6 separate regions of the Homo sapiens genome follow, and all the other regions are linked to region 6. A link is a loop called in an ENCODE intact Hi-C map of the cell type or tissue named here. Cell type or tissue: dorsolateral prefrontal cortex. All regions are shown on one strand. Each heading gives the region's core, and the rest is flanking DNA. Links, peaks and the distances in the headings are about the cores only. Region 1 overlaps MAGI2 (membrane associated guanylate kinase, WW and PDZ domain containing 2). Region 2 overlaps MAGI2 (membrane associated guanylate kinase, WW and PDZ domain containing 2). Region 3 overlaps MAGI2 (membrane associated guanylate kinase, WW and PDZ domain containing 2). Region 4 overlaps PHTF2 (putative homeodomain transcription factor 2). Region 5 overlaps MAGI2 (membrane associated guanylate kinase, WW and PDZ domain containing 2). Region 6 overlaps MAGI2 (membrane associated guanylate kinase, WW and PDZ domain containing 2).

Region 1 (5,214 bases), core at 661-4,660, 1.3 Mb before region 6:
AACGTTCCAATTGAACATTAACTGAAACTATTGATCTTCTTAAACCAGAACTAACATTAATTGAAACTATTGATCTTCTTAAATCAGAGCTAAGTTCTCAAAGATAACCTATTGAAATCGAATAATTTTAACTATTTGGAAAGGAATAATATTTTCATTATGATTTAATGCTCTCATTGTATCTATCACCATTTTTCAATAGAGAAAGAGAATTCTAAGAAAATAAGTCATGAGTAGGAGGATGAAAAATTGGAAGAGGCCAGCATATGCAGTAACTATTAAAAGTATGTGATATGTGGTCTAGTGGGGTGCCCAGGACCATGCCAGACCAATTGAAGTCCCATATTAGGAGCTACATAAGAGGGTAGAGGATATGCCCTGTGGCTTTTGACACATGGATGTCCATTTGTAAGTGTGCAGTAAGGGCCTATGGATTTATTATGGGAATGAGTTGGGCTCTGAAGATTCCAGCTATCATGGAGGAGACTGATAAAGACTATCCTGGCCTACTTCAACCTAACTTTTACCCTATGGCTGACCCTATCATAAAATGTAAAAGCTCAGAGACAAATCACAGCATGTGTTGCTTAAGGACAGGATTCGTTCTGAAAAAATGCATCATTAGGTGATTTCATTATTGTGTGAACATCATCAAGTGCACTTACACAAACCCAGATCATACAACCTACTACACACTTAGGCTATGTGATATAACCTATTGCACCTAGGCTACAAACCTATATAGCATGTTACTGTACTGAATACAATGGGCCATTATAACACAATAATAAGTATTTGTGTATCTAATATAGATAAAGATACAAAGATACAGTAAAAATATGGTATTATAACCTTATGGGACCACCTTCTGATCTGTGTGATCCATTGTTGACTGAAAATTGATTATGCAGCACATGAATGTATATCAGGTAGCATGCTTTTGCATGGAAGTAGCCAAAGAAACAACTAAAATAATCTAAACAGCAAGCATATGTATTAATAGATAATAAGAAGTGCAAAATTAGGTAGTTCCATTAAGAAGTCAAAACCTTTCTTTATGTATATGTTTAAGAACAAAGAAATTTTCCCAGAGCCTCTTAGCAGACTTCCTCTCTTGTCTTATTGGCCATAATTGCATCACATATTCCACCTGAACTAATTACTAGTAGAAGGAATTAGACTACCATGATCGGATTTGGTCAGTCATTACTGGTGCTGGTGCCTATCCTCTCTGAAGATTAAGGTCCCTCAGAGGATGGTAAACAAAATCTAGATTCCATTAGTAATGAAGATAAAGGAGTGGAAGTGAGTAATGGTTGTTAGGTAGTTACAAAGCAATGAATGCTATGCAAACTTAAATAAATCATAGTCACCACTTGGACACGCAAAGAATGCTTTCTGCTTTATTATTGTTTGAGAAATTGAAATCTGAGGGCTTATCATTTTTTAAAAAATGTCAATGTTTCATGCATTTATATGTCCTCTGTGACATTTACACCTCCAAATGACTTTTAAAATCTGTGTATTAGAAAGAGTTTAAAGTTAAGCCCTATCCTCTTGGATTCTTAAAATTTCTGAACCCTGAGGGAACATAATCCTACAGATTTCTTGGCTTCAAGATTCAAAAGCAAAAGCACATATGATTATATTTAAGAGGCTGCATTTCACTAGGATTACAAAAATCAGTAGCATATTTAAGCTTCATGTTACAGAAAATAGAACATGTTCAGCCATTTGATCACATCTGGCATTCTTTCAAGCATATGCCTCTTAGAGTGCAGTAACCTAGAATTGCCTTTTGTCCTTCCCAGCTTTAGATCTACATTTGTAAAGTGTTATATATCAAAAAATTAACTTCTAGTCAGAAGTTTGTAGTTGAATCCTCATTCTACTGCTCAACTAGCTGTTAAACCTCTACAATGTACTTAGATTTCTGGAAACTCAACTGCCTCAATTTGCCTGAAATACCCTTGGTTTTAAAAATACATTAAAATAAAACTTTTATCTATATAAGATCATCTTTCTGAATGCCAGGTCTTTAAGCCACCTTGCCCAACGTTTCTTTCATGCCTGAGAGACTCTTCTAATGAGCACAGTAAGGGTTCTCCTCCTTATGATTTTTTTCTATTCCCTTGTCTTCTTTTGTTCTTTTCTCTGCTTTTTGTTATGTCTTGGCTTAAAAGATGTAGTAGATACATTAATTTGAAAATTATTTTCCAAATCACCTGCAGATATGTTCTTAAGCTTCATTAACTCTCTAACTTTTTTCCTGCAGAAAACAACAACAAAAACAACAGTATAAAATCAGCTTCGTTTCTTCTCCATCCTCAGCAGCAGTTATTTGCTCCAAGGATGTAGATGAGAAGCTATTTCCAAAGCCATCACAGCCCGCAAGTAAAAACCGTTTGTAATTCTCATCTGGAGGCTATAAACGCAAGCAAGCCTGCCGCAGCTCTCTTCAGTTGCTGACAGTCTAATTTTGAATGTTCTGCCACCAGAGGGAACTGGAGTTGTAAGATTTTACAATGCCTCACAAGTGCTGTATATACCTAATGAAATATGGGTTGCTTAATGAGACGAATGCTGTTAAACTTGGAAATTTTCACATAAAATTTTCAGAGGGATTAATTGTATTAAATATCTCTAGAGCTGTTATTAGTCATTTTATTGGAAAGAGATCTTTTCATTGATCCCTTTTCTTCACACAGATTTCTAAATTTCTATAAAATTCTGTAATATTCATCCATGAAAAGATTTATAGTGGAAATAATTGGTAGGAATCATGAAAAGGTAAAAATCTCACAGGAATGATAAAAGTTATATATATAGTATAATTTTCAATTAAAAGTGGGAAGCTGATTAATTTTTAAATATTCTTTCAAGATTTAGACAATTCTCTAACTCTGTTTCATATTATAGAGTGAAGAAGTTATATAGTATGTAAAACTTGCAAGAATATGACTAGCTGAAATGATACTGCCATGGATCTATTGAAGATAACTATATTTGGAACACATCAAGCATTCTGATTTAGTATAGCAATAAAGATAAATCTACTTTTTCCATAACTTCATTTTACCCAGACGTCCTTTGAAAGATGTCTGCAGTAAAATGTCCACCTCTTAATATGCAGTGATGACTCAGCAATTTTTCTTATGCTCTATTTTTTTTGTAGTATTGCAGACTTTTGCCCTCTCTTTTTTTTCTTCTAAACTTAGTGTTTTACTTTGTTTTGGCTTTGTTTTTAATATGTAATAGCAGCATCAAGCAGACTGTATGAAAAACATAAAGATCGCTTTTCAGATATAAAAGCATCATAAAGTTGTACATCAAAGCCAGCTTTTTTCTTATTTTACAAATATCTCTCAGTGTGTGTCCCAGAATTGTCTCAGGATTACTGGCAGCAGCATCACCAGGAGCTACTGGTTAATATTCAGATTTCTAGCTTCAACCCTAGATCTATTGACTCTGCATTATGAATATCCAGCCTTCACATGGTTCTCATGCACACCAAAGTTTAAGAATTACTTTTCTGGAAAATGTATGTAGTCCCTGATAATTTAACTTCTTGAACATTATCTATGCCTAACTCTTGGTTATCAGCATTTTCATGGTCAGTACATGTTATCTTCTTTCAGCTCATGCATTTCATATTCTCTGGTCATGTTTATGTGGATGACTCCCAAGTGACTCTCTAGACAGACATGTCACTTATTTGAAACAGTTAGGTTATGCTCCCTTGGAAAATTCATTCTGCAGGCAAACCTTATATCATTCTTTTTTTTTTTTTTTTTTTTTTTTTTTTTTTTTTTTTTTCAGAGACAGAGTCTTGCTCTGTCACCCAGGCTGGAGTATGGTGGCATGATCATAGCTCACTGCAGCCTTGAACTCCTGAGATCAAGCTATCCTCCTACCTCAACCTACCAAGTAGCTAGGACTACAGGTTCGCACCACCATGCCTGGCTATGTTTGTAAAATTTGTGTAGAGGTGTGATCTTGCCGTGTTCCTTAGGCTGGTCTTAGCTGGCTGCAAGTGATCCTCCCCATCTGCCTTCCAAAATACTGGGGTTACAGGCATAAGTCATGGCTCCCAGACCCAAACCTTGTTTTATTCTTTATTGTGTCTTCTTGAGTCATCTTTTGCCACCAGTTTGTGTTAAATAAATTTAAAAAAATGTATTGCTGCATCAATTTCCCAACAAGTAATCTTATTCCCTTACTCCCTGACTTCCAATACATGCTACATGGAAAATCTTCCGAAAACTTCCTGTCATCTGTTATATTTTCCCTTTACAAGGACTTTTTGATACCTCTTACATCCTAGATTCCATTGGACTTGGATAGGTATCTTTATATCTCCTACATACAATATCAACCCTACCACCTGGTTGTCAAGTTATTCTTCCAACTCACACACTTCCTTTTTCCAACTGTTATCTTTGCTTTGCCCTCTCATTGTCCTTTACAAGTGTCTGATCAAATCTCTACAAAGAATAGATAAATCCCCAGTGCTCCCAGAAAGTCTTCTCTACGTCATCTCTGTTAGGTCATGTTAAATGTTCACATGTGCCTCTGTATCTTCCTAACTCTGCTTTTAACACAGAGACCAAGACTTATTATATTTTTGAACATCCTACATCATGTAGCTATGTACTAAATCTACAGAAATTGCTCAACATTGGTTGATTATTTTAGGTGATGCTAAAAAAATAAAAAATAAATAAATAAAAAAGACCTCCTCCTAGTTTCCTTTATATTCCAGACTACAGATAGAAATATATGCATTCAATGTCATCACTTTAATTATAATATTGGTTGCATTTATTTGACACTGTTGATATCTTTAGTAAAGCTTAAATCACTGCCTTCTAATATTTTCTCATTAAAAATTAGTTTTGTGACAAATTAAGCTGCAAACATTGTAAATTTTATGTTATGGTAAATGTCACGTAATTTGAACTGAAGAAGTTAAATCAAATGTGCTTTTTTGGCTTGAAAGGACTATTGACTTACTTAGTGAGAAAAACAGATGCCCTACTGGAGGACAATAATGTTCAAAATAATCCACTTCTTTGAGATCGGGTCTTGCTCTGTTGCCGAGGCTGGAGTGCCGTAGCTCAATCAGGGCTCACTGCAGGTTTGACCTCCTGGGCTCAAGTGATTCTCCCACTTGGGCCTTTCAAAGTGCTGGGATTACAGGCGTGAGCCACCACC
Region 2 (5,214 bases), core at 859-4,858, 110 kb before region 6:
TCTGTATAATCCTGTAGTAAGCAAAGTGTTCCTTCAATTCTAGCAGTATTACAGGTTTACCCCATGTGGAAAGAAACCAAGTTGGTACCTACACACAAGCACACACATACCCCTTAATAGTGATATCAGAAATATTTAAAAGATAATAGTAATAAAAAGAATGACAGTTAATACTTATAGATCAGTTCTCACACATCAGGCACTGTTCTACTCGCTTTACATATGATAACTCATTTAATTCTCAGATGCAGTCTGTGAAGTCAATGCTATTAGTATACCAATTTTACTGTCGAAAAACAGACTCAGAGAAGTTAGGTAATTTTGCAGAGGTCACGGGACAGATAACAATATACACATTATGGCCAGGGAGACCAAATCATTGATGAACCATTCATTCCGAGACACTGTTGAACATGAAAGGGGGCAAAAACAGGAACTAAAGTTCACCCTAATTATAATTGCAACCCTAAATACCTTGCAATGCCTACATCATTTTTTTAAAGTCAGTAAATTAATGAGTTCTTATATTTCTACTTGAAAAAACATTGATTGTCCTAAGATTCTAAGATGATCATTAGCATGCTCTATGTAAGGTGTTCTTAATTGAAGCCATTAGTGCTTATGGTATATAAAAACATGTTTTAGTTTCCAACATGATGAGTTTCACTTCAGGGACACAGGCTCAGCCAATATTTTCATATGCTATCTATAACCTTTCACAATAGAAGAATGAACAAGGTACTGGCTCATTAAATCACTAATTGTCCTTCCTTGCCATGGTTATTAGCTAATGTTCTGCCTTTCGCTGTAAAGCATGTGCAAGATTGAGAGTTCAAGGACTAGACATCCCTGAAACATACTGAATGGTGGGTTGTGTTTTTGCATATTTCTACAGATCAAAGCAGTACCTGATTCCATAGGGAGAGCAACAACACAGAGTTATTGACAGGTTTCTGAGCTGGGGCTCACAGTCTTGAAGGGAGAATGGAAAGGGAATAGGCTTCTAGTTTGGTAAACTCCTTGAGGGGGTTTACACAGGGTATACTATTGATGTCCACCCCATAAATAGTTATCTTGGTAGGTACTTAAACATTTACACTGAAGTCAACCTTCTAGGAAAAATCTGTATTCCCATGTGTGTGGCTCTCCTCACACATATAAATAAACAGTAAAAAGAAAATAGGCCGAGCATGGTGGCTCAAGCCTGTAACCCCAGCACTTTGGGAGGCCGAGGCAGGCGGATCATGAGGTCAGGAGATCGAGACCATCCTGGCTAACACGGTGAAACCCCGACTCTACTAAAAATACAAAAAAATTAGCCAGGCGTGGTCGCGGGCGCCTGTAGTCCCAGCTACTCGGGAAGCTGAGGCAGGAGAATGGCGTGAACCCAGGAGGCAGGCAGAGCTTGCAGTGAGCCAGGATCGCGCCACTGCACTCCAGCCTGGGCGACAGAGTGAGACTCCATCTCAAAAAAAAAAAAAAGAAGAAAGAAAGAAAAGAAGTGTACATTGTTTTTAAAAGACGTATAACATTTTACCAATCCTAAACATTTTTATATTTTAATATTTTGACAGTTGGAGAGCATCTTATAATCAATGGAGCATCATTATTTAGTTAGCAGTGTTTCTTTTTATTTTTTTTCCCGTGGCATATAAAATAAAGGTGTGTCTTACCATCCATGGCATTGTAGATTTGAATAAATGCATTATGTATCAGACATTAGCAAGATATCAGCACCATGTAAAAGTAAATCAAAAAGAAGAGGTAAGATGTGACAACACACCAACCTTTATAGCTTAGTACATGAGTGGGAAGGTGGTTATAACTTCTTTACCAAGTGGCTACTACCCATTTAACACATATTTCTTTCCTTCCTTGTTTTCTCCTCTCAATAAAATAATAAAAGGATAGAAATTGAATTTCTGGCATTTATTGTAGCTTTCTTAAATTATTGATTATTGTCCCTAGAATATGAGCTCATGGGGCACAAAGTTCTATGTGGTCCTCAAACACTCATATATATTGGAATCTCCCTAGGAGCTTCTTAGAAATTCATGGTCCTCGCCTCCTGCCTGGACATTCTAACTCAGACAGTCCCCAGTAAGGCCCAAATAGCTGTCTTTTTAACTCTAGGTTAATTATGATCACCCCAAAGTTTGAGAACCCCTGGTCTGTGTTTGGAATTGGCCTATCACTGCAAAGGACTTGAATTTAGAAACTTTGGTCTCAGTAGTATGCACAGGACCCCATTTGATAGAAATTAGTGTGATTTCAAAAGGCAAATACACTGACGAAGGAAGGAATTCTGACATTTCATTGTTTCCTTTGGGGCTGGGACTGAAAGAACATGTATTGGTGATGTCCCTGATACCTATTTCTGTTGGGGTTTTTTTAGCTGTGCCCCATAAAATCGGACGCATCATTGATGGGAGTCCTGCAGATCGCTGTGCAAAACTAAAAGTGGGAGACCGGATCCTAGCAGTGAATGGCCAGTCTATCATCAACATGCCTCACGCTGACATCGTGAAGCTCATCAAGGATGCAGGTCTTAGTGTCACCCTTCGCATCATTCCTCAGGAGGGTGAGTGCCTGAGGCAGCCTTGCAGAGAGGCGGCCAACACATGGACACACTCACCGGGTGTTCTCAGCCTGCCCGCCAGGGTCGCGGAGTGCACCTGCCTGCCGTCACTGTGGTGTCAGAGTGTCAGAGGTTGATTATTATTTCCACTTTTGCAAAAACTCACACTCAGTTGCAATCCATATCTTGTTTACTCAGTACCTGTTTCATTCAGAGGTCAAGCTATGTGACATTGCAGGCTAAATAGTGTGAATTCCAAGACGCCAGGTTATTCAATCATTCCCTGTGGGCCCCCACTTTTATGGTTATATTAAGTCAGAATTCATTCAACAGAGGTGACAGAGTTACAAATCTGAAAAAAAAAATTTATGTTAACAGTAAATCTCTAGAGGATTCCTCAAAGTCAGATTGATTTTGAAAACGTGAAGTTTTGTGGTATAAGGAGAGCTCATTTAGAAAATGTTGCATCTGATAAGAATTTAAAATTCCCACTGAGCCTTTTGAATTTGTCTGTACAAGGACTCCCCCCTGAGGCTCAAAAGAGTAGTGAACATCACAATTCATAACCATGCCCTAAGGGGTCATGGAGCTGTGAACATCACTGCACCAAAAATTCACCATTTCCAGAGACAGTGGGTTCATGACTAGTTTCTGGCTGCTGACTCATCAACGATATTGAAGAATTCCATTTCTGGAGCTCACTGATGAGTGTCCCACACAGAGGCTGATGGGCTCACTCAACTTGGTACCCTCTGTTTTATTCAGCCCCCAATTCCATTTTAGGATTATCTGACATGTAGGCAGCAAATGGCTAAACAGCCACTTGACTTTAAATATAAAACAGTAGTTCTCAACGGGGGTGGTTTTGTCCCCCCAAGGGACATTTGGTAAAGTCTGGAGGCATTTTTGACTGTCTTGATTGAGGTGGGCATGCTGCTGGCATCTAGGGGGTGGAGGCCAGGGATGCTGCCAACTATCCTAAAATGCACAGGACAGCCGTCCACAGGAAAGAATTACCCCACCCAAAATGCCAACAGTGCTGAGTCTGGGAAACCCTGATATAAATGGAGAAGGAATTAAAAGATTTGGACTGTGGGGAAAAAAGGGGGGGGAAGAAGAGTTCATAGGGGAATGCTAATAGATCACCTCCCTTTTCTTACCCAATCAAAAAAAGAGAGAGAGAAAAGAAAATGGCCATGCTGCTTTATAACCTACTATCTCCAGACACCAACATGTATAAGCTATTCAATGGAAATTAACTGCAAACAAGATTGCTCGCTGAAAATCTAAACGCTTCTCAGTTTTCTGAGTCTGGAATGTGTCTGTTGGGCCCTTATTCCAATATATAGAGTCAATTTCAGTTGAAAATTTGATGTTATTAGCAAAGAATTCCAGAAGCAATTATTTAATAGAATAGTTTTGTGACTCTTCCTGTGTCCAGGGTTCTTTCTTCTTTCTGGAAAAGTGTGGAGTCCAGTGGGCTATGAGGCAATAAGACTGACAAGGGATGAGGAAAAGATTGTAAAAAACATTTTTCTTTTTATGGTTCATTCCTTATCCACACTTTGGAAGACTCTTCAGGCTGTTTATTACAAGCAAAAACTGGTGGCGGATCCATTTTCTCTCAGCAAGCGATGCTGCAAAAATAGAGTATGTTTTAGAGCTTAGTCCTTTGAATAATTTTTTTCATAGTTTTATGAGGTTTTTTGGTAATCTTTTCTTCTGGCAGAATGACAAGATACTGTTCATAGCCTTGTTCTGCAGTGATCATTAATGAAAGAATACAAATATCAGAAATGGTATTAGAACTTGATAAGATTAACCTGCTATCTAAAAACCTAGCAGAAACGGAAATAACCAAAGCCTGAGCCATCAGCAGAGGCAAAGTCACTGCCTCTAGTCACTTCTTTCCCCTTATCAACACTAACCTGACTGCATCTGCCGCTTTGGTTCTCCATCGCAGAGCTCAACAGCCCCACCTCGGCACCCAGCTCAGAGAAGCAGAGTCCCATGGCGCAGCAGAGTCCCCTGGCACAGCAGAGTCCCCTGGCCCAGCCAAGCCCAGCCACCCCCAACAGCCCCATCGCCCAGCCAGCACCACCTCAACCACTTCAGCTGCAAGGACACGAAAATAGGTAAAATTTCCTCTGACTTTTGTGATTCTGAGAGGTGATAGGGTGGGGAAAGGAGGGAGTATTTGGGGACAGCACAGGACAGGCAGAGAGAGAGACTTTTATAAAGTAGAAATCGCCGTGCATACCTTTGTGTGATTTCGAGGTTGTGTGTGTTATAGATATGGTTTTATTAGTAAAGATAGCTGAGTGTCTGTCCTTCACAAAGAGAGATGCTTTCCTGCAGAAATGGTGAGCAGTTGCAGATGAGTAGGGCTTAACAGCTGAAGAGCATGTTAAAGAGAGTCCAGAGTGAAGAACTTACTCAGAGGCCCCCTGGCAGGCGCAAGCCTGCAGTATGCACGATGGAAATGCGGCCAATATATGGGGTGGCAGAAGGAGAAGAGTATGATGTGAGATGAAGCCAGTGAGGGTGGCTGGGGCCCACCCTAAAGGGCCTTGTAAGCATGCTTACTTAATGTTTTGATCTTTAAGTGCAGCGGGAAGTCATTGAAGGGTCTTCAG
Region 3 (5,214 bases), core at 704-4,703, 70 kb before region 6:
GTCAGCTCTTGTGACTTCACATCAAATTGTATTTTGTTCTCCACCAAATATTCTACATATGTTAGGTTGGTGTAAAAGTAATTGTGGTCTTTGCCATTACTTACTTTTTTTTTTTTGAGAAGGAGTCTCACTCTGTTGCCCAGGTTGGAGTGCAGTGGCACGATCTCGGATCATTGCAACTTCCACCTCCCAGGTTCAAGCAATTCTCCTGCCTCAGCCTCCAGAGTAGTTGGGATTACAGGCGTGCGCCACCATGATTTTTTTTTACATTTTTAATAGAGACAGACTTTCAACATATTGGCCAGGCTAGTCATGAATTCCTGACCTCAAATGATCTGCCCACTTTGGCCTCCCAAAGTGTTGGGATTATGGATGTGAGCCACCACGCCCCACCTGCCATTACTTTCTTTTTTTTTTTTTTTTTTTTTTTTTTGGAGAAGGAGTCCCGCTCTGTCACCCAGGCTGGAGTGCAGTGGCTCAATCTGGGCTCACTGCAAGCTCTGCCTCCCAGGTTCACGCCATTCTCCTGCCTCAGCCTCCTGAGTAGCTGGGACTACAGGCACCCCCCACCACACCCAGCTAATTTTTTTGTATTTCTTTAGTAGAGACGGGGTTTCCCTGCCATTACTTTCAACAGCCAAAACTGCAATTACATTTGCACCAACCTAATACTTCATTGGATGCAGGAGTCATTTTTTCAAGAAATTGGTAAAGCAATAGAGGTAACAGTATGACTGTGAATCAACATATGCATGGGAAAGTCTCCTTTTGAAATGGCTGATTATCCAAGGGATGTATGTGGAATTCTGAGAGCAGCTGCAGTTACATTAATCAGACAATTATTAACCGAAACTGAAAAGTGGGACAGTTCAAAAAGTACATTGCAAAGCTACAATAAACCAGAGGCTTTTTATTTTAGTGATTTAAGAAAGCTTTATGTTTTTATTTCCAATTAACCTATTAATAGTGATGTCACTTAAATACTCCTAAGGAATATTATCTCCTCATTATTGCCAGAAAACATGCTGCCCAATTTCATAGCTCAGCTGTTCTCATGCATGGATGGACAATCTGAATTAACATGAACAGAAACAAGATTTTTAGACACTCGGCTACATTCCTAGTTGTAAAATTTAAGTAATTAATATGTGACTTTAAATAGTCAAAGAAAGTAAAATGGATAATGTTTATTTCGTGCATCAAAATGATAGTGATGCACTGCTACTCTTTCTATTTATTTTGTTAGCATATCAATAGAAAAATCAGTATAATCCATGCACTCATTGTCAATACCATTGAGTATTATGGCAAAGAGTACAGATTCTCTGAAGAGCTGACCTTAAATCAAGCTATTAGAGACAGACTGTATTTTTATTATGGCCAAACAAAGATAGTAGACCTCAGAGACATGAGTTTTTTCACTTGGTATACTCCTTGTGCACTGTTAAAATTGGGCACAAGGACATTGGTGATCCCACTGATCTGAAACTTTAACACATGTAGTTTTGAAAGCTAAGGACAAAACTAACATTTATTTGAAGAGAAGGTAGTTATAGTGACCAGGGAAATTCAGACCCATGAAGTACTAACTAGATGTATTCACACTTACAGCTATCCTCAGTACACGTGAATCAGACTTTCTTTTTCATCCTACTCATGCTTAAATGAACCTGGGTTTTAAAGCTATTTGCAACACATGAATATGTATTTGCAAACAATGTCCCAAAGGTTAACAATACATCATAAAATCTCAAATAGCTGCTTCTTCATGTAGAAGAAACCTTTATCTCTGAACCAAGTAAAATCCTACTATTGTGCCTTTCTCCCCACTCCCTACTTCCGCAATGCTGAAGCAACTTCATAAAGGGTAAGGAGCTCTGGGTGTTGGAATTAGGGAACCTGCAACTGGTCTTGTTATTTCCACTTATAAGCTATGAGATCTTTCATAAATTCCTATTCCTCCCAAAGGTCAGTGTCATCACCTTAAGTAAGGATAAGAGAAACCAGAGATAAAAAGATTAATAAGATGAGCTCCTTGCCCTCAGTGCCCCTATGCATGCTTTAATTGGTGTCTTAGTCTGTTTGTGCTACCATAACAGAATACCTGAGACTGAGTAATTTGTAAAGTAGAGAAATTTATTTCTCACAGTTCTGGTTTCTGGGAAGTCCAAGATCAAGGCACCAATATCTGGTATAAACGTTCTTGTGTCCTCACATGGCAGATGGCAGAAGGGCAAGAGAGGACAAACCCACTCCCGCAAGCCCTTTTAATAGCAGCATTCACCCATTCATGACCCAAAAACCTCCCAAAGACTCTGCCTCCCTACACTGTTGCACTGGGGGCTGTTTCAAACACATGAATTTGGAGGGACACATTCAGACCATAGCAGTGGGTGCAGAGTAATAATTATCAGCAACCACTTCCTTAATTTACCCCCAAATCATTCAATCGATCATTCTGTCTCTTATTCATTCACTCTTACTCTCTTATCACACACACACACACACACACACACATACACACACATACACATCAGTCACTACGATGTTAAAAGCTACAAAAGATATTGTGGAAATATACAATCAAATCTCTGCTCTCAAGCTGTATACTGGGAGGTAGTTATAGAATAACTATCATAAATAAGAGTGTATTTCCCAGTGCTTCTCACAGGACTGGTAAATGCAAAAATCAGTCTGTCTGCTTTCAGCCAGTTATGCCAACAAAGGCATGGTTATTTCAGAAAGAAAAGAGATGCTTCCACCTTGTGGCTGTGTCTTCCTCAGCTGGTTGCTGGCACAGGCTTGCTGTTTGTAAGCTTGCCTCTCCTTGCAAGTAGAAGATTGTGTTGTTTTTACCTCAATACATTTTTTTTGCCTTCTTCATATTATAACAAATATTAGGGACCTTTGTTAAGACTTTGTTCTCTCAGAATTCAAGGTTGCCTTTGGCCAAAGTGAAGTAGATAGCATTTACTTATTCATTTAAGAAATATTTATGAAGCTCTTATCTTGTGCCAGGCACCTCAGTTGACAGTAGGAAAACCATAGTGAGCAAGGCACAGGCTGCCTCAAAGCCCCCCTCCAGTCTCCCATACACCCTCACCTCCCCCAAAGACTCTCCCTCTGCCATTAATCATTTGTGCCCTACACAGTAATCAATTTGTCCCCACTGCAAGGTTTTATCATCTATTATTTTCAAGGCAATGCACCAGCTACTACTAGAAGATACAAAGATACACTCCCTCTTTCCAAGAGTTTATAATTGAGTAGGTTCAGAAATGGTAGTGGGGAAAATAAATACACAGATACCTAGACTAACAGGCAGTGTGACTGTAAGTGCTATAAGAGAGGCATAGCTGTAAGAGCAGTGGACACACAGAGAAGGGAGGATAAATTTCCCCTGGAGTGACCAGCAATGGCTTCTTGGAGGATTTGAGCAGAGCCTTGAAGAATGGGCATGATTAGGAGATGGGATTGAAGGATCCAGGGAGAATGACAAAAATAACAAGGAAGGCTGAGGACAGCAGCAAAAATGCCGAGGAAGGAAGAGTGGAGGAAGTACAAGTGGGCCAGACTAAACACAAGAGAAGGGTGGTGATAAGCCAGAAGGTCACAGGGACAAGGTCCTAAAGGATTTACACCTCATGTCAAGGAGTTTGGATTCTGTTCAAGAAGCATGGGGCAGGAGGGGAGGTGTTTGAGGAGGAGTGAGGCAAAATCAGAGATGCTCTTTGAAATATAATTATGGCAACCATATGGATGGAAAGAAGAGGGGAAAGAGAGGAACAGCCAATGTAGAATGGCAGCAAGAGAAATGGGAAATGAGAGGCAGCTGCTGGAGACAGGGTACATGTAGAACTGACGGGACTTGGAAACTGACCAGAGGCAAAGGTAACTCTGACATCTTAGGCAATTTTAAAAAGAGCATTCAACTCAGTAACCCTGACGCCACTCCTCTTTCTATAATGGTATAGAGGCGACACATGTTAAAGTAAAATATTAAAACAAATAAAGGTTTCCAAAAAGTTTCTCCAATAGGATTTGAGCTAGACTGCCATTTGATTTTTGTCTTGTTCTTGAATTATTGCTTAAAGCCTTCGTCTGGCATATTTGGCATATTTGATGTTTTAAAATCAATTCCATCCCACACCTACCCCACCCCAGTGCTTGTTCTTCCTTTATTCTACCTTCTCCCCCAGATTTATTCTACTTGCTTCTCTGCCCTACTCTGGGGGAATGATGGCTATGTCTGTATCACCCAAACACTCTTGCCTTCTGGCTTCCTATTGGATTTGGCCAATGAGAAGCATCAGCAGGAGATCAGAGGGCAGAAAGAGAGAAAGTACATTAGTTCTCTATTCCTGCTGTAATAAATGACCACAAACAACACTAATCGATTGTCTTACAGTTCTGGAGTCAGAAGTCTGAAATCGGTTTGTTTCACTGGGTTAAAATCAAAGTACCATGTCAGCAGGGCTGGTTCCATTTGGAGACTCTGGGGTAGGAACCCATTTCGTTTCCTTTTCCAGCTTCTAGAAACTCCTTGGCTTATATTTCCTTCCTCCATCTTCAAAGCCAGCAGCTTAGCACCTTCTGTCCTCTCTGACCTCTGCTTCTGTCTTGCATTTCTCTCTCAGACTTTGACCTTTGTGATTATATTAGGCCCACCCAAACAATCCTGGATAATCGTCCCATCTCAAGATCCTTAAGGTAAGCACATCTGCAAAATCCTTTTTGCCATGTAAGGGAACATAACACAGCTTCCAGGGACTAGGAGGTGGACATCTGGGGATGGGGGACTTTATTCTGTCTGCCACAGAGAGGTTGGGGTATTTCTTACCCTTTGCTCCTGCCTTGGTGCTGTGGGCCTGGCAGCATTCCTTCCCGCTACAGCTCCAGCTGTAGACAGGCAGCCTCTCTTTCATGGCGCCAGCTCTCACTCAGCCCCTGTAACTTCTTTTCCTCCCTGATGTCTTTCAGACTAGAGGTGGTAACAGCACTCACCATATTTATCCTTCATTGCCTCAACAGCCCTCTTTGATTGCATTAACCCTGCCCATTCTTCGAAAACAGTCCCATCATTAAATTATCTTCAAAATCCCAGCTAACCAATGTCCCCGCCACCCATCTTGGTGTACCTTTTCATGCTCATTCATGCTGTTAACTTGTCAGGTCTAGGACTGGTGCACACACAGTCTGAGAGAGAGATGTAAA
Region 4 (5,214 bases), core at 750-4,749, 80 kb after region 6:
ACCCCGTCTCTACTAAAAAAAATACAAAAAATAAATTAGCCGGGTGTGGTGGTGGGCACCTGTAGTCCCAGCTACTCAGGAGGCTGAGGCAGGAGAATGGCGTGAACCCGGGAGGCGGAGGTTGCAGTGAGCCGAGATCGCGCCACTGCACTCCGCCTGCGCGACAGAGCGAGACTCCATCTCAAAAAAAAGAAAGAAAGAAAGAAAGAAAAGAATAGTAAACATGAATAAATTGGATATTCATGGGACAATTTCATAACTCATACGTTTCTTTTGGGAAGTAAAGATAATGAGAAGGATTCTAGGCAAAAATTAATTAATCTGTGTTCATTCAACAGACATTTGAGCATACATGCTCACTGTTCATGGCACAGAGATAAGATGCACTTATTTATTCTACCAAAAAAACTGCAAAAAGGTAACTTCAAAACTTACTTTCTAACTAGGCTTACTTATATTATTATTTGATTATTTATTAATCTGAAAGTTAATATTTATATATCTGGTTAATTTCTACATGGAGCGAGTTAACTCACCTGGGCACAACAGATAAATACAACTGAGATAGTCAATAAGAAAGCAGATGAAACTATTACATCAACTGATCGCTGAGGACCTCGACGCTGCAGGGTGTGGGTGGAAGGGAGAAAAGGAAACATTTTAAAATATATTTACTAATCAGCAGATAATTTCCATGGTTTCAATAAAGGTGTTGACTCATCACCATCAGTTGATCACAGCCCACAATGTTGAATATACCTAATTTGTTAGGCAAATTTTAATGATAGTGTTATGATTTCCTGAGGAATTGCAACAGAGTTAAAAGGGTATCTATATTTATATAGCATAAAATTATTGGTATAACTTTCAAATACTTCATTTTGTCAAACACAAGTCATTTATTCGACAAATATTTCTTAAGCACCTGCTTAGCACTAGATACTGTGCTGGGTGCTACAAATACAACAGAGAACAACACATGGTCCCTCTACCTTCACAGGAACTAGGAGGGGAGTGAGACATCAAGTTAATAATCACAGATATATGTGATAAATTGTGATGAGTGCTAAAAGGGAAAGACATAGGATGCTTTGAGATACTTGGCAGGGAGACTTCATTTAGATTTGAGGGTTAGGAGTGCGGGCCTGTGAAGATCTCCCTAAGGAAGTGATATTTACACCAAACTAAGGGGGAGGGGCAGGGGCATGATGGCACACAGCAGTGTTCTAGGTAGAAGGAAGGGCATGTGCAAGAACATAAAGCAGGACAGATCACAGCTCATGTAAAGAACGGAAGCAGTCTAAAATGGTTGGAATGTAGTGGACTAGGAAGGAGAGTGTTTCAAAATGAAACAAAAGACAGGTGAATAAGGGAGAACTTAGATCATAAAGGGCATTATAAACCTTGTTAAGATTTTGTGCTTTATCTTAAGAGAAATGAAGAACCTCCAAAAAGTTTTAAGAATATAGGGCCAAATATACATTTTTAAATGATCACTGGTGGCAGACTGAAGAAAGGAATGAAAAGAAGAAATGTGAATGCTGGAATGCCAGGTAAGAGGTAACTGAAGTAGCATGAGGTAGAAGATGATTGATGGTTTCAATGAGGGTGGCAGAAATGGAACAAAGAGAAGCAAATGGATTCAAGATATATTTTGGGAGCAGAAAAGATAGGAATTGGTGATAAATTGGAGACTAGAGATTAAACTAGGATAATTCCTAGGTCTGGGCTTACATTCCCTCACTGAAGTATAAGCTTACGTATGAGGGTAGGGGCTTTCATCTCATCAACAATGAATGGCACATGGTTAACATAAATAAGTGTTTACGGAATAAAATAATCAATGTACAAAAGAATGTAACACCTGCTTAGGGTTGACAATGGAGGAAATTTTGGACGAATTCAAGCGATCAGATTCATCCCTCCATACAACAGATATGTCATAGGAAAAAAATATCCATGCCAATTTGCAGCAGTGACACTAAGTAAGCTAAATTTAACAAGTTAAATTAATAAACAGAACAATGAATTTTTTAAATATAAGAGTAGAGAAATAGGGCATTATTATTATTAGGGCTTCTTTGATTATTATTTCAAAATATAAAGCATTAAAGATCTAGGTATGTCAGAGGATGATTGGTCTTCAGGTCAACTTTACTAAGATACAGACAGTGCTGTGAATAAATATCATTGGAATTTGCATGATTACTCCATATATAATGACATTCTACTGCTACTTAATGCAATAACAAGAAGTAATCCTCAGAAAAAAAGTGTTTTCCTAAAACCAATTTAGATGTTTCCCTCTTCCCTCCAGAGTTTTTATATCATACTTCCATAATTAGGAAAATTACTCAAAAGATTAAAGGAAAATAATGACATGAAAAGAATGACACTGAATTGCAAACTAATATTTTAAAATAGTAATAGGTCACTTCTGTGAGGAAACTCATTGGTTATTTTTTTTAAATTCTTTTTTAAGTAGTGGGCTCCCTCTGCTGGCTTGTGACAACCAGGCTAGTAGAAACAAAATCCCTAATCCAGTTTTTGAATGAGTAAAAGCTGGTTACTATACATCTAGAGACAAATATATATTGATAAAGAAACTGGAACTATCAGAAAGGGCCAGCATGTTAAAGCTACTTTTATCACTCCCATTCTACCTTAAGATAGGAACGGAGAGATAGCCACATTTTTATATTCTGTACTTTCTTCAACCGGAAATGAGGAACCTCAGATTTTCGAGCCCTCCTTGCAGATGTTAAATGTCCAAAGAGTTTTGCAAAAAGTAATCGCTAAAAAAGATTAAGATGAGGATTAATTTTCAAGTAGATTACCACAGAAAAACAAAATTAACAAAATATGAATTGTTAAGATTTTATTTGGTTAGGTACTATAAAAGCAAAATAAAAAATAATTAGGTAAAAATGATATAATGAAATAATAAAGTACTTCAGGAATACTTTTAATATTATGAAAACGATAAAATATTCTTATTCGGAAGTCTACATTATACCCACCTGTTTATAAGTTCTTTCTGCTACACAGAGCAAAAAAAAGAAAATCCACACAAGAGACACGCGAACCACAAAACTTATTATAACCATAGAAAGAACTATGACATCTTCATTAGAACCAAATGCAATCACATAAAGTTCTGAAGCAGAATGTGCTGTGAGTTGTTCCAAGTCTGTAGCTTGAGAAAGTCGGAAAACAAATGGAGTTAAACCCAGTATGAGAGAGACTGCATTTCCAAAAATCTGGTATCCTATTCCTGGTATATGGCTGTTCACCTTGAGGGAGCCAGGGGAAGAGAGAGAAAAGAAAAATAAAATTATACCATAAATTTTATCTACAGTAGAATTATTTATAGCAATATGAAATCATTTGTTAAAATATACTCATTCTGAGTAATTTGAATCCCATTCAAGTTTGAGAGCCTACTACATATAAAATGTCATTAATTCTTCAGATCTTAAAAACAATTATCAGATCGCTAATTTACTAAGTAGATGGCAAAAGGACTGTCATCCAGATCTTGAAAAAAATTTATGTATTTCATTATTTCAAGTTAGAAATATTCATAAATACTGCAATATTAAAGAGAATGAGATCTCATATCCACTGAAATTCAGTTCATTGAAGAAAAAACTCAGCATTACACTTATTTCATACGTTTGTACATTTGTAACTTGAGGTTTTCTTTCTGTTTTCTTTTTTTTTTTTTTTTTTTGAGACAGGGTCTCACTCTATTGCCCAGGCTGGAGTACAGTGGCACAATAATGGGCTCAAGTGATCCCTCCCAACTCAGCATTCCTAGTAGCTGGGACTACAGGTATACACCACCGCCCCCAGCTAATTTTTTGGGTTTTGTAGAGATGTAAAGACAGGGTTTCACTATGTTGCTCAGGCTGGTCTTTAACTCCTGGGCTCAAGCGATCATCCCTCCTCTAGCTCCCAAAGTGTTGAGATTACAGGCATAAGCCAACACACCCAGCCGCTTACATTTCTCTTTGAATAGTCCAATATATAAATAAGTGTCTCCTTAAACTCTAAAAGCATTTTAGAAGAGAGATGATAGAAGGAAGAAGAAATTAAACAGAAAGGGAAAAAGGTGAGGGAATTATTTTAAAAAAGGAAATTAGATAATGGGACAATATAAAAGCTTCCAGTATGCTAGACTGGCAGAACTAAAAGAGATCTTAACTATCATGTAGCCAACTTTTTATAATATATATTAGATAAATGAGACCATTGTAAGTTAAGTGATCTGCCAATTCACAGGTAATTAAGTTACAGAGCACAAACTAGATCCAAGATTCCAGAGACTTCCCCGTCAACTGCTTTTAATTGCTCACACTGAGATATGTTATAGGGAGTATTATCAATTTCTAGACCCAGTTATTATAATTCCTGTCTTACACAAAGTGTGGAGAAGAGTTCAAGCACAATAATGCACCAAAGAAATTTAGAAATTGCAAGTTAAAAACAAGTCCAGAGAAATCAACACATTTTATTTTATTTTATTTTTATTTATTTATTTTTTGAGACGGAGTCTCGCTCTGTCGCCCAGGCTGGAGTGCAGTGGCGTGATCTTGGCTCACTGCAAGCTCCGCCTCCCAGGTTAATGCCATTCTCCTGCCTCAGCCTCCCGAGTAGCTGGGACTACAGGCGCCCGCCACCACGCCCGGCTAATTTTTTGTATTTTTAGTAGAGACAGGGTTTCACCACGCCTGGCTAATTTTTTTGTATTTTTAGTAGAGACGGGGTTTCACCATGTTAGCCAGGATGGTCTCGATCTCCTGACCTTGTGATCCGCCCGCCTCAGCCTCCCAAAGTGCTGGGATTACAGGCGTGAGCCACCGCGCCCGGCCAATCAACACATTTTAAAAATCAGTAATTATCTGAAAAAAGAAATAATAGAAAATAAAATTTTAATCCACAGTATTTCAATTAGACTTCTTTGAACTACTCAAGACTTTTACCACTATCTGCATTACTTCTATATATTTAAGTAGGTAAGCAAGTATGAATGCAAATTTACTAGTTTGATTTTTTCATGTCTTAAGTCCTATTAAACAAATGAACCAGTAAGAATGATACAGAAAAATAAGTCTTTTTAATTATTTTTTTATTTTTAAAGTTCTTGTAACAACAATCTCTAGTCCAAAGAAAAGTCTTTATTAACACCTGTATATATCTAACAAGCTCCTG
Region 5 (5,214 bases), core at 689-4,688, 1.2 Mb before region 6:
TTGCTCATTTATATGTCTCTTTTGAAAGATATCAATTCGTGTTCTTTGCTCACTTTTTAATGGGGCTATTTGTCTTTCATCTGTTGAGTTTCCTGTATATTCAGGATTTTACTCCCCTATTAGATGAATAGTTTGGAAATATTTTCTTCCATTCAACAGGTTGCTTCTTCACTCTGTTCATTGTTTCTTTTTGCTGTGCAGAAGCTTTTTAGTTTGACAGAGTCCCGTTTGTCTATTTTTCTTTTTGTTGCCTGCGCTTTTCTGTCTTAACCATAAAATAGTTGCCTAGAGCAATATCCTGATGCATTTCACTGATTTTTTTCCAGTTGTCTTATAGTTTTGTATCTTACATTCAAGTTTTTAATCCGCCTTGAGTTGATTGTTGTATATGGTCACAGACAAGAATCTAGTTTCATTCTTCTGCATATAACTGTCTAGTTATTATAGCACTGTTTATTGAACAAGGTATCCTTTCCCTCATGTGTGTTCTTGACAGCTTTACCAAAGATCAGTTGGCTATCAATATGTAGATTTATTCCTGGGTTCTCTATTCTGTTCCATTGGTCCATATATCTATTTTTATAGAAATACCATGCTGTTTTATTACAGTGACCTTATAATATATTTTGAATTCAAGTTATATTATACCTCCAACTTTATTCTTTTTGTTCAAGAATGCTTTGTCATTTTGGATTCTTTCTTGATTCCACATGAATTGTATGATTGTTTTTTCTATTTCTGTGAAAAGTGACACATTATTTTGATAGACATTTCATTGAATCTGTTGATTGCTTTGGGTAGTAATCATTCTACATCTTGAAATTGTGGTGGTCATTACATGACTATATGTTCAACAGAGTATATAGAATTGTTTATATGAAAATAGTGAATTTTGCTGAACATAAATTTTCACAATTTTTAACAACTGAAGGAAAAAATAGGTGTTTTCAGAAAAAAGATTTGAAAGATTAAAATATCACAATATTTAAACTAAATTATTAACACTGTAATATATATATGTGGTGCATTTTTTACTGAAATGTTACTATGCATCAGATGACTATACCATGATGGTGAGGATTGTTGTTTATGATGTTTGCTGAGGTAACTCTAGTGACAAAAATCGTACCTAGCACATAATAGGCTTTAAAATTATTTGTTTAATTAATAATTTACTAAATCTTCAATTTTTGCAAAACTTATTGCTCTCATACTATGTAGACATGCTGGATTAGTAGTATAATAAAAAAGACAATGATTTATCTTGTGTTGAGCAGAACTTATGGCAAACTTTTGCTATATTCTTTTGAAAATTATTTGCAGAAATAGCCAATGATGTTAATGCTTTTAGATATAAAGTTTAACAAAAAAAATTAATTTGATGCCCTTTACATAATACTGAAACTCCTTTATAAAGATGATAGTTTTTTTTTTTTGAAATGGAGTCTCACTCTGTTGCCCAGTCTGGAGTGCAGTGGCGTGATCTCGGCTCACTGCAACCTCCGCCTCCCAGGTTCAGGCAATTCTCCTGTCTCAGCCTCCTGAGTAGCTGGGACTACAGTTGCATGCCACCATGCCTGGCTAATTTTTGTATTTTCAGTAGAGGCGGGGTTTCACCATATTGGTCAGGCTGGTCTCGAACTCCTGACCTCAGTTGATCCACACATCTCGGCCTCCCAAAGTGCTGGGATTACAGGTGTGAATAAATATGATTCTTAATATTAATATGTTTACATTTATATAAACCTATTTTCCACTCTTTCATAGGGACATATCTATCGAATATCTATCATAACTATGTGGCTTTTTATTCTGTTATAGCTAACTTTTTCACAGACTGTAATTCCATACCATCAGTGCTAGAACGTATCTGCTGTTTTCACTAATAATGATTTTCTTATTATTACATCTAATTAAGTATAATTTCATCCCATAAAGATGAACCAAGTAAGTCTTCTTGTAGCCAGTACAAAATAAGGGAAGTACAGCGACAAGAAAGAGAGAATTAGTAGAAATTTATTTAGTAGAAATAATGAAGGACCACAGTGTAGGACTTTTAGGATCTTATTTTCATAAAGATATAACCACTACTTTGAAGATATGATAGATGGAAGCCTGGCTAATATTTAGAGAAACTACATTCAGTAGTTGATTATATCTTGAGAAGTAGTCTTAACACAGTGCTTAAAAGACAAGATGCTATAGATAAGCTTGAAGTACTGATAACCTGAATAGGAGTAAAACCGCATACACGCTGTGAAATAGCAAGCATTACAAAACGTGGCTGACCTTTCTTATGCCTTAAGATAGCAATTTGTGGTAACAGAGAAATGATGATGGAACATCGAGTAATACTATTTTCAACAAAATTGTAGGCTCTACAAAATCAGACACCTTATAATATTTGGGAAGACTAAATGGTTAGCATATGTAAAGTAATGTGCTACAATATCTTTCCAAGGTTAAGCACTTAGCAGTTTGCTGCTATTATTATCATCATTTTGATATCCCCTACACAGCATGTAGACTTTTGCTGAGTGCATAGAAAATGCTCAGCAAAATAATTTTAAGTTGAATTGCAACAATTGAAATAGTGATTATTTTCTTGCAAAAGAATAGCCCCTCCCAAGAAACTAGAAACAACAATAATTATCATGCCAAAGGCAAGGAAAACTATCATGTGAAAATAGAACTTGTAGCTTATGTTTAGAGGACATTATCTACCATAATTCATATGACTTTTAAAATGTGGATAATATACATAAAATGATAAAAAAGTCAAAAGAAAGTTGAAAAATTACTAATTCTTTTTTCATGCATTCATGTGTGTATTTTCACTTTGTCTTACCATAGTGTTTTTAAACACGAAGTTTTAATTTTAAATAGTGATTTTTTTAAAGGCAAATACAGAAATTCAACGATATAGTACAAAAGAAATTATAGGAAAAAACGATCCTTAATTTCCCTTTAATTGAAACACCTTCTGTTTAGTCTATTTTTCTATTAAGATTACAGAACAAAATTACCATAACTGAGAAAGTGAATGTTGACTTTGCCGTTTTCATCTCTAGGTATCTACAGAGGGCAGCAAAGAGCTTCAGTTCAAAGACTAGCAGGTCGGGTTAGTAAGTTTCAATCGCTGCTTTCTGATTCCGCATCATTTGAAGCACTGCAAAGTGTCAAAAACAAGGTTCAGTTTGCTAAACTTATGCGATTGTTTGTTGCCATATGTGGAACAGAGTGAGGGGGACACATGGATCAGATCAACTATTTAGCTGCAATCAAGAAAAGATTTCAAATTAGTACATTGAGTGTGTCATTTTACTAAAACTAACCCAAAGCTTGATACAACAGTGATTTTTTTAAAAAATTATTTTACTAAGATATTACAAAATAAATTGTCAAGTTCTCCCAAACTCAGATCACGGTGTTTTATAAAATTATAAACTGGTAACTATTAATGAGTAGTGGGCAAAGGCAAATTCTATAATGATCTAAGGTGAGCTTGGTTTTAGGTGTTTTCTTATTAATGTATCTATATATCTCTGATTCTACAATTTCATTCATCAATTTTTATGATAATAAAATCCAAAATATATCCAAGAGGCCACTAGTACACCTGTATTCACTGAAGTAATTCATTGTTCCAGAGAGTGTTCTCATTCTGAGATGGAGTTGACCTTGTATGAGTTTCTTAAGATATGCCATTGTGAAAAAGAAGAGAAGAAATACTGTGCAGAGGGAAAGGTGAAACTGCAGTGCAGGCCTAATTCAACAGGATGCTTGGGACCTAGAATGGTCCTTGAGTCCTCCTAAATCAGGCTGAGAGGGTGAGGTCTTTATACTCCCACCTTGTCAGTAAGTGGATGTGGGCAATACCAGGAAGGGGACTGACTGTAAGCAAGGCAGCTGGGGCAATCCTGACGAGGCAGCAGGTCCTTCCTTAAAGGTATATTCGAGTGGGCATCATGATGTCCACCACATGCATATGCAATATGAAGTAATCAAAGTGCCTTATGCTAACACAGAAGGGGTGACATTTTCATTTACTTAGCAAGCTTTGTTATCTTTTACAATATTAATTCATTAACATGTTTAACAGGAAACTATTATATTAGCAGGTCTGTGTTAGCTCCTTCAATTTCTTGTCTTTAACAGGTGAGAGAGGTAACAAATGAAAATACTGAGGTTAATGCCCCATGCAAGGTTTGTATTAAGAAAAATAAATCACTGAAACACAAAACAAAATGACTAGGGAAATGCTTAATTGTACAGTCATGTGCTGCATGATGATGTTTCAGTCAACAATGGACCACATGTAGGACAGTGGTCTCATAAGATTATAATAGTGTATCTTTTCTATGTTTAGATATATTCGAATACACAAATACTTATTGTGTTACAATAGCCTACTATTCAGTACAGTAACATGCTGTACAAATTTGTAGCTTAGGAGCAATAGGCTATCCTACATAGCCTAGGTATGTAGTAGGCTACACCATCTATGTTTATGTAAGTACGCTCTATGTAAGTATACTACGGTGAAATTGCCTGAGGATGCATTTCTCAGAACTATCCTTGTCATTAAATGACACATGACTGCACTTAGAAGAGCAGTTTACAACACCTTCAGGCATTCATTTTTCAAAGAACCAATTTAGATAGGGACAACTGATGTTTTAATTTGAAACCATTGTAATCTCATTTAGGGAAATCCTTAGAAAACCAGTACTAAAGCAAGATGGGAAGGGGGCAACAGAGAGGTTGTTTTGTTTAAAAATAAACTGAATTGCCTTTTAGTATTATAAAAGAAATATGTACTCATTAGAGATATATGGACAAATAAAGAAATATAAAGAAGAAAATTGAAAATTACCTATAATCTCCACATCTATCAACACAGAGAAAATCAGTCAGTGTTTTTTCTTCTAATCATTTTTCTTTTGGACATATATAAAATTTTGATTCAGATTTTCTCATTTATAGATTGTTTTCTCTATTTCATTGAAAAATATTCAAATGAAAGCATGTATCTTCTGCAGCTTGTTCTGCTTGATGTACACAGCATTTAATGAGCACCATTACAAGTAATGGTATCAATAGCTGAACTATGGTGCATATTTCAGACAACTTCTTTGGACGAAACTAAACAAAATGGAATTACTTGGCCCAAGAGCACTAACATTTAGGTTCTTGATATATTGCCACATTGGA
Region 6 (5,214 bases), core at 539-4,538:
TATTATATGTCAAGATTTCATAAAAACTAGATTTTCCAGTCTTAGAGAAGGGCTCTTCCTGTCCAGCACAATCTGTGTCACCTTGCTGAGGCAGGTGATAGGGCAAGGTGGGATATGGGCTGCCTACTGAAGAGGCCCCTTGTGCTTTACAGAGCTTTGCAGGCTCGTGCCTGGAGCTTTGCAGGCTCGTGCCTGGACAGACACCATATGTTTCGTACTGAACTGAAGAGTTCCTGTGCAGAAAAATGAAAATATTCAACCACTCATATAGATATCCATCTTTTAAATCACTTTGTGATATAGTAAATCTTAATTTCTTGTTAATATTTTTAACCCATAGTGACTTGGAACATTTTAGTTTTTAGTTTCTCCCGCTGTTAAGTGTTTAATGATCTATAAACAAACTCTTGAGAAACTTTTATAAGAGGAATCTTTGAATTTGTGAATAATTTCACCTTTTACGATATGAAAAATCACTGGAGGAGGGAAAGAAAAGAGTGTCTCCCTGAATCTCAGAAGTAATTTGAAGCCAACTAATGATGGATGGATGAATATTTTTTCATTTTTCTGGATAGGAACTCTCCAGTTCAATGCCAGATATGTAGTAAGATGTTCAGAAATAAATGCTAAGTCTTCTGCTTAAGGATAAGATCTGGTTCCTGTTGGTTGGCAGTGGCCACTGTTCTTGCCCATTTCACATACTTTAATCCTATTTGCAAGGTAACATCTTGGGACAGTTTCTAAGTAAAAAGAGTAAAGAAACCCAAATTTTTACTCCTAACTGGCCCATTTTGTAATCTTGGTCAAGTTAGTTAACCTCTCTCTACTTCAATTCCTCCTTCAGGAAATGGTGTGAGTAATATCAACCTTCTCCCCTTATCTAAGAAGTAATTTGAGGCCAGCTAATTAACTCTACCATATGTGATGTAATGATGGGGAAAAGAGCTATTAAAATGTGAAATATCATTACCATGGTCCAAGTCAGAGATCACTGTTGCACAAGCTACCCTCTAGTTAGGCCTTTTGAAGACCACTTTTTAACTCTTCTAAGCTGTATCTCGCTAGATGGGTGGATTGCCACCACTTATCATTTGTTAGTCTGATTTTAAACTCTAACCCACCCAAAAGTAGAACACATTCTCATTTTCATTGGATATATTTGCCTTTGAGGATTTCAGACTATTCCTTAAGGTAACCAAGGATACCTGAGGTGTAGCAAAATGACACCTGGGAATCACAGCACCTGGAAATGACTGCCTTATTGCACTTATTCAAAACCTCACCTGCAAAGGTACTAGTTAATGAGGCGGCTTCCACAGGAGCCCAATCCATAAGTAGGCAGCAGGTGGGGTACAGAAGAAAAATATGATTGACCCTCCCATTGCAAAGTGCTTTCCCTTAGAAAGTGTATGTCTCACATCTGTAAAGTTGGATATTTTATCCCCATCTTATAAAGGAAGAAATTGAGGCTCAGAGAGATTTAGTTGTTGGTCCAAAATCACGTCACCAGTAAATACATGCCAGAGCCAGGATTAGATTCCAGGACTTCTAGGATTTTACCATGTGAAAATGATAATGGACATCAGTGTATGGAAGAAGGAAGGTTAACATTATGCCCAAAATGTTCCATTCGAATTTCACATAGAATGAGAAACGTTTTTGATTTGCCATTCTAAAGATGGCCAGAATTATTGGGAAAACCATTGCCACTGCCCTTTTCCTCTCCTTATTGCTTTATAAATCAGTATCAAAGGTACTATATAAGAACCCTCAAGTTTCAAACAAAGTAGACCCTGGACATTAATGGACTGAGTATGCACAAGTATCACTGACAGCCTCTGACACGTTACAGAGGCAAGAGCTTGAATCACATGCACTGAGGTTGCTGTGTGGGACTGAATCTTTTAGCTAGTGAGGGAGGCTCACCTGGCACCCAGAATTCAAATCTATCAATGTGGTTTCTTCGTTCTCCACTCATGACCATATACCAATTCTGTGGAAGAAAAATTACACTCTAGAATATCACAAAATTTGAGCATTTCCAAGGTCATGAGACATATTTCTTACAAATATCAAGGATTCACAGTAATTGGATTTCCCTGCTTTCATTTCCCCTTAGTGGCCAGAAGCTCCAGGGAACTGTTGTTGCTCACAGTAGCAGCTAACTCATCTCAGATTCCTAATACATCTGTCCTTCTACTTGGCCTCTGACCAGCTGTTGCTTTAAAAAAAAAGTCATCTCTCATTTTAATCATTGTTTTATATGTGTTTTGATGTTGTCAATTGTCTTAAATCCTTTTTGGAAGTAGGTAACTTAAATCCTAAGTAAATGTTGGAACTAGACTTCCTAGAAAGAATTATCTTAGTCCTGGGGCCCTCCATAATGTTAGAAGTACTAAAAAGAATTAAGTTCCATCCGGACTTGGCAAAGAAAAAAAATGGAATTAAGGACGATTTTTTTTAAAAAATGATAGTTTTAAAATGTATTTATCCAAATTCTGAAACTGACAGCAGCTAGGAATATGCTTTGAGTGACACCTACTGGTTGAGAACGTCACTTCCCAACTTCCAGAGAACCCAGACCAGTGTTTCTCAAAGCTTGGCTCTAAACCAAGCTTGTCCAACCCGCCTCCAGCTTTGAATGTGACCCAACACAAATTTGTAAACTTTCTTAAAAGATTATGAGATTTATGCATGGACCTTTTTTTTTTGAGCCCATCAGCTATCGTTAGTGTATTTTATGTGTAGCCCAAGACAATTCTAATGTAGCCCAAAGAAGCCAAAAGATTGGACACCCCTGCTAGGCCACCTTTTTCAGAATGGGTGCCTGATAAAAATACAGAGGACTTCCTGGGCCCCGTGCTGCTGAAACCTCCGGGCCTGCTCCTCCCGGGGAATCTGTATTTTTCACCACCACCCTGGTGATTCCAAGGTCTACTCGAGTTGGAGACCCATTTATTCAAGGGCTGTCAAGTGAGCTGTCTATACAGGACTATCAGGCCCGAGAACACCCCCGGAAGTTAGCAGGGCCAAGGCGAAGGGATTAGGCCTGGGCTTCGCGTTGGCCTCCCCGGTCCACGGACGAGGTTCGGGGCGTGGGGGCTAAGCGGGGCGGAGGGAACCCCCAAATCCCCGGGGGCGCGGCCGCTGCCCTCTCGGCAGTGAGGGTGGGGGTGGGGGTGGGGGCGGCGGTGGCTCCGGCCCCTGAGAGCAATCGCCCCAGCTGCCTGCCCCTGTCCCCGGCGTAGAGAGGGCACGGGGACGTCCTGCGTGCGCCACTGCTAACGCCTGTGCTTCCCGTCCACAGACGAACCCGCCCCCTGGAGTTCTCCCGCTGCCGCCGCCCCAGGTCTGCCGGAAGTAGGCGTCTCCCTGGACGACGGCCTCGCTCCATTCTCTCCATCACATCCAGCCCCACCCTCCGACCCTTCCCACCAGATAAGCCCAGGCCCAACTTGGGATATCAAACGGGAACACGACGTTAGGAAACCAAAGGAGCTTTCAGCCTGCGGCCAGAAGAAGCAGCGCCTCGGGGAGCAGAGGGAGCGCTCGGCGAGTCCGCAGAGGGCCGCGCGGCCGAGGCTCGAGGAGGCGCCCGGCGGCCAGGGGCGGCCCGAGGCCGGCAGGCCCGCCTCGGAGGCCAGGGCGCCCGGGCTCGCGGCGGCAGACGCGGCGGACGCGGCGCGGGCGGGCGGGAAGGAGGCGCCCCGTGCGGCGGCGGGCTCCGAGCTCTGCCGGCGCGAAGGCCCGGGGGCTGCGCCGGCGTTTGCCGGCCCGGGCGGCGGCGGCAGCGGCGCGCTGGAGGCCGAGGGCAGGGCGGGTGCGCGCGCGGGTCCCCGGCCGGGCCCGCGACCCCCGGGGGGCGCCCCGGCGCGCAAGGCCGCCGTCGCGCCGGGGCCCTGGAAGGTGCCGGGTTCTGACAAGCTGCCCAGCGTCCTCAAACCCGGCGCCTCGGCCGCCAGCAGATGAGCCGCGCGGCCACGGCCAACCCGCCCGCCCCGGCGCAGGCAGTTCTTCTTAGGTTCCGTCTCACGGCGTTTTAATTTATTTTCACTGTCACACGCATAGATCCACGAGGCACCAAGGCCTGGGAGCATCGACGTGAAGTCCCACGTGTCCGGTGTGCTTGGGCGGCATCGCATCAACGCGCAGACCTAAACTGATCCTAAAGCCCCCGGTTCCCTTGTGGGGGCTTTGGCAGCTATGGAAGAACCAAAATAACGTGAAGAACATCACAGAGAGACAGTGCAGTGTAGCTTTAGTTTAAGAAAAAAAAATATTCCTCCCCACTGCATGAAGGACTTGGATGTCATCCAAACTTTATATCAAGAAACAGGACAAAGTTAAGAGCAATCACAAACTGGAATATCGCCTTAAAAATCAAACTGCACGGAGCAAGCTGAAACTGAGACAAGATTATATCTTTTAATTGATCTAAAGCGTTGTAAATAAATTGTTCTCGACATATCTAGACAGGGGTTAAAGGGTTTCTTTGACACATTCGGAACCGTTCACCCATGACATGTTTCCATGGCTCACCCTTGGCATCCATCCTCGGTGTTAGCAGCAGCGTTCCCTGCCTCCTGCAGGATGACTTAGAAATCTAGTGAGTTTCTTGGTGTGATGCCATTTTTATTGCCCTTTCTGTGATCAAATCATATTTCTGTACATTTTCAGTGGTAGAAAAAAAAGGTTTTAAAAATTGTATCCTAGGGAACAGTTTGCCATAAGTCAGAATTTTGCAGTTTAGCTCATAGATCTTAATTGGTTTTTCTCTAAAATATGAATTTTATAATTGAAGGACCACAATTTGTTTAATCAAGATAGGCAACGCTGCAGTTCCTTTATGAAGAGGCTTTTCTGTCGTCCCAGGCTAGCAGAGATGGATAGCTTCTTTGTCAGCAATGTGATTTCACTTATTTTATTGTCTTATTTTAAACCCTGTCTCCATGACTTCATTTGCACTTTGACAGAGCAGAGGCAGAGTATTTGTCTTATATTTCTCAGATTATAATATTAAAAAATTACAATCAATTTATTTTCATTAAAGAACGTGAGTCTTTTTAGCATTCCTTTCTGCTTATCCTTCTTTCCTTACCCTTTGTCCTTTTGTTTCCATTAGTTTTCTTTCGTCTTGTATTCCTTGCCACTTTATTTTGTTAGCAACTTCTAGATGTTTATCTTCATGGATCTATGATTGACCTCCTAGTAAAA

Evidence for each region. Peaks named below come from ENCODE experiments on the same cell type or tissue, not always from the same donor. Only the 100,000 strongest peaks of a DNase experiment are listed, where the experiment ranks them.
Region 1: it touches region 6 in a loop (4-fold over the local background); 4 of 110 quality-filtered maps call a loop at or near these places.
Region 2: a loop joins it to region 6, with 2.4 times the contacts of the local background. A loop is called at or near these places in 8 of 110 quality-filtered maps.
Region 3: it touches region 6 in a loop (4-fold over the local background); 3 of 110 quality-filtered maps call a loop at or near these places.
Region 4: it touches region 6 in a loop (2.0-fold over the local background); 20 of 110 quality-filtered maps call a loop at or near these places.
Region 5: a loop joins it to region 6, with 7 times the contacts of the local background. A loop is called at or near these places in 22 of 110 quality-filtered maps.

What each region holds. Positions count from the first base shown.
Region 1 is chr7:79,279,529-79,284,742 of GRCh38, reverse strand. The region is part of intron 1 of MAGI2 (membrane associated guanylate kinase, WW and PDZ domain containing 2); the gene reads left to right. Among named protein-coding and RNA genes, the nearest start is that of MAGI2-AS3, 170 kb to the left of the region's middle. In dorsolateral prefrontal cortex, for the core only: a CTCF peak has its summit at 2,494 (motif pointing right); a DNase peak (open chromatin) is centred at 2,452; H3K27ac peaks cover 544 bases.
Region 2 is chr7:78,132,388-78,137,601 of GRCh38, reverse strand. It overlaps MAGI2 (membrane associated guanylate kinase, WW and PDZ domain containing 2), which reads left to right. Exons shown (of 22, transcript NM_012301.4): 17 at 2,396-2,581; 18 at 4,542-4,713. Among named protein-coding and RNA genes, the nearest start is that of DDX3ILA1, 140 kb to the right of the region's middle. RefSeq lists enhancers at 2,131-2,630, 2,631-3,132. In dorsolateral prefrontal cortex, for the core only: CTCF peaks have their summits at 2,904 and 3,103; no DNase peak of the experiment used is centred there; H3K27ac peaks cover 1,213 bases.
Region 3 is chr7:78,088,356-78,093,569 of GRCh38, reverse strand. All of the region lies in intron 20 of MAGI2 (membrane associated guanylate kinase, WW and PDZ domain containing 2), which reads left to right. Among named protein-coding and RNA genes, the nearest start is that of DDX3ILA1, 100 kb to the right of the region's middle. In dorsolateral prefrontal cortex, for the core only: a CTCF peak has its summit at 2,764 (motif pointing left); a DNase peak (open chromatin) is centred at 2,784.
Region 4 is chr7:77,938,109-77,943,322 of GRCh38, reverse strand. PHTF2 (putative homeodomain transcription factor 2) reads right to left here. Exons shown (of 19, transcript NM_001395272.1): 13 at 3,021-3,293; 14 at 2,664-2,795; 15 at 537-623. Among named protein-coding and RNA genes, the nearest start is that of DDX3ILA1, 50 kb to the left of the region's middle. In dorsolateral prefrontal cortex, for the core only: CTCF peaks have their summits at 2,296 and 2,498 (motif pointing left); a DNase peak (open chromatin) is centred at 2,498.
Region 5 is chr7:79,174,934-79,180,147 of GRCh38, reverse strand. The region is part of intron 1 of MAGI2 (membrane associated guanylate kinase, WW and PDZ domain containing 2); the gene reads left to right. It overlaps LOC105375366 (a long non-coding RNA gene), which reads right to left. Exons shown (of 3, transcript XR_927698.3): 3 at 2,952-3,169. Among named protein-coding and RNA genes, the nearest start is that of MAGI2-AS2, 170 kb to the right of the region's middle. In dorsolateral prefrontal cortex, for the core only: CTCF peaks have their summits at 2,887 and 3,091; no DNase peak of the experiment used is centred there; H3K4me3 peaks cover 302 bases.
Region 6 is chr7:78,018,070-78,023,283 of GRCh38, reverse strand. It overlaps MAGI2 (membrane associated guanylate kinase, WW and PDZ domain containing 2), which reads left to right. Exons shown (of 22, transcript NM_012301.4): 22 at 3,308-5,214. The coding sequence ends at 3,969. Among named protein-coding and RNA genes, the nearest start is that of DDX3ILA1, 30 kb to the right of the region's middle. RefSeq lists a silencer at 3,601-3,760 and an enhancer at 3,741-4,242. In dorsolateral prefrontal cortex, for the core only: CTCF peaks have their summits at 2,536 (motif pointing left) and 3,321; DNase peaks (open chromatin) are centred at 2,583, 3,363 and 4,068; H3K4me3 peaks cover 1,935 bases; H3K27ac peaks cover 2,708 bases.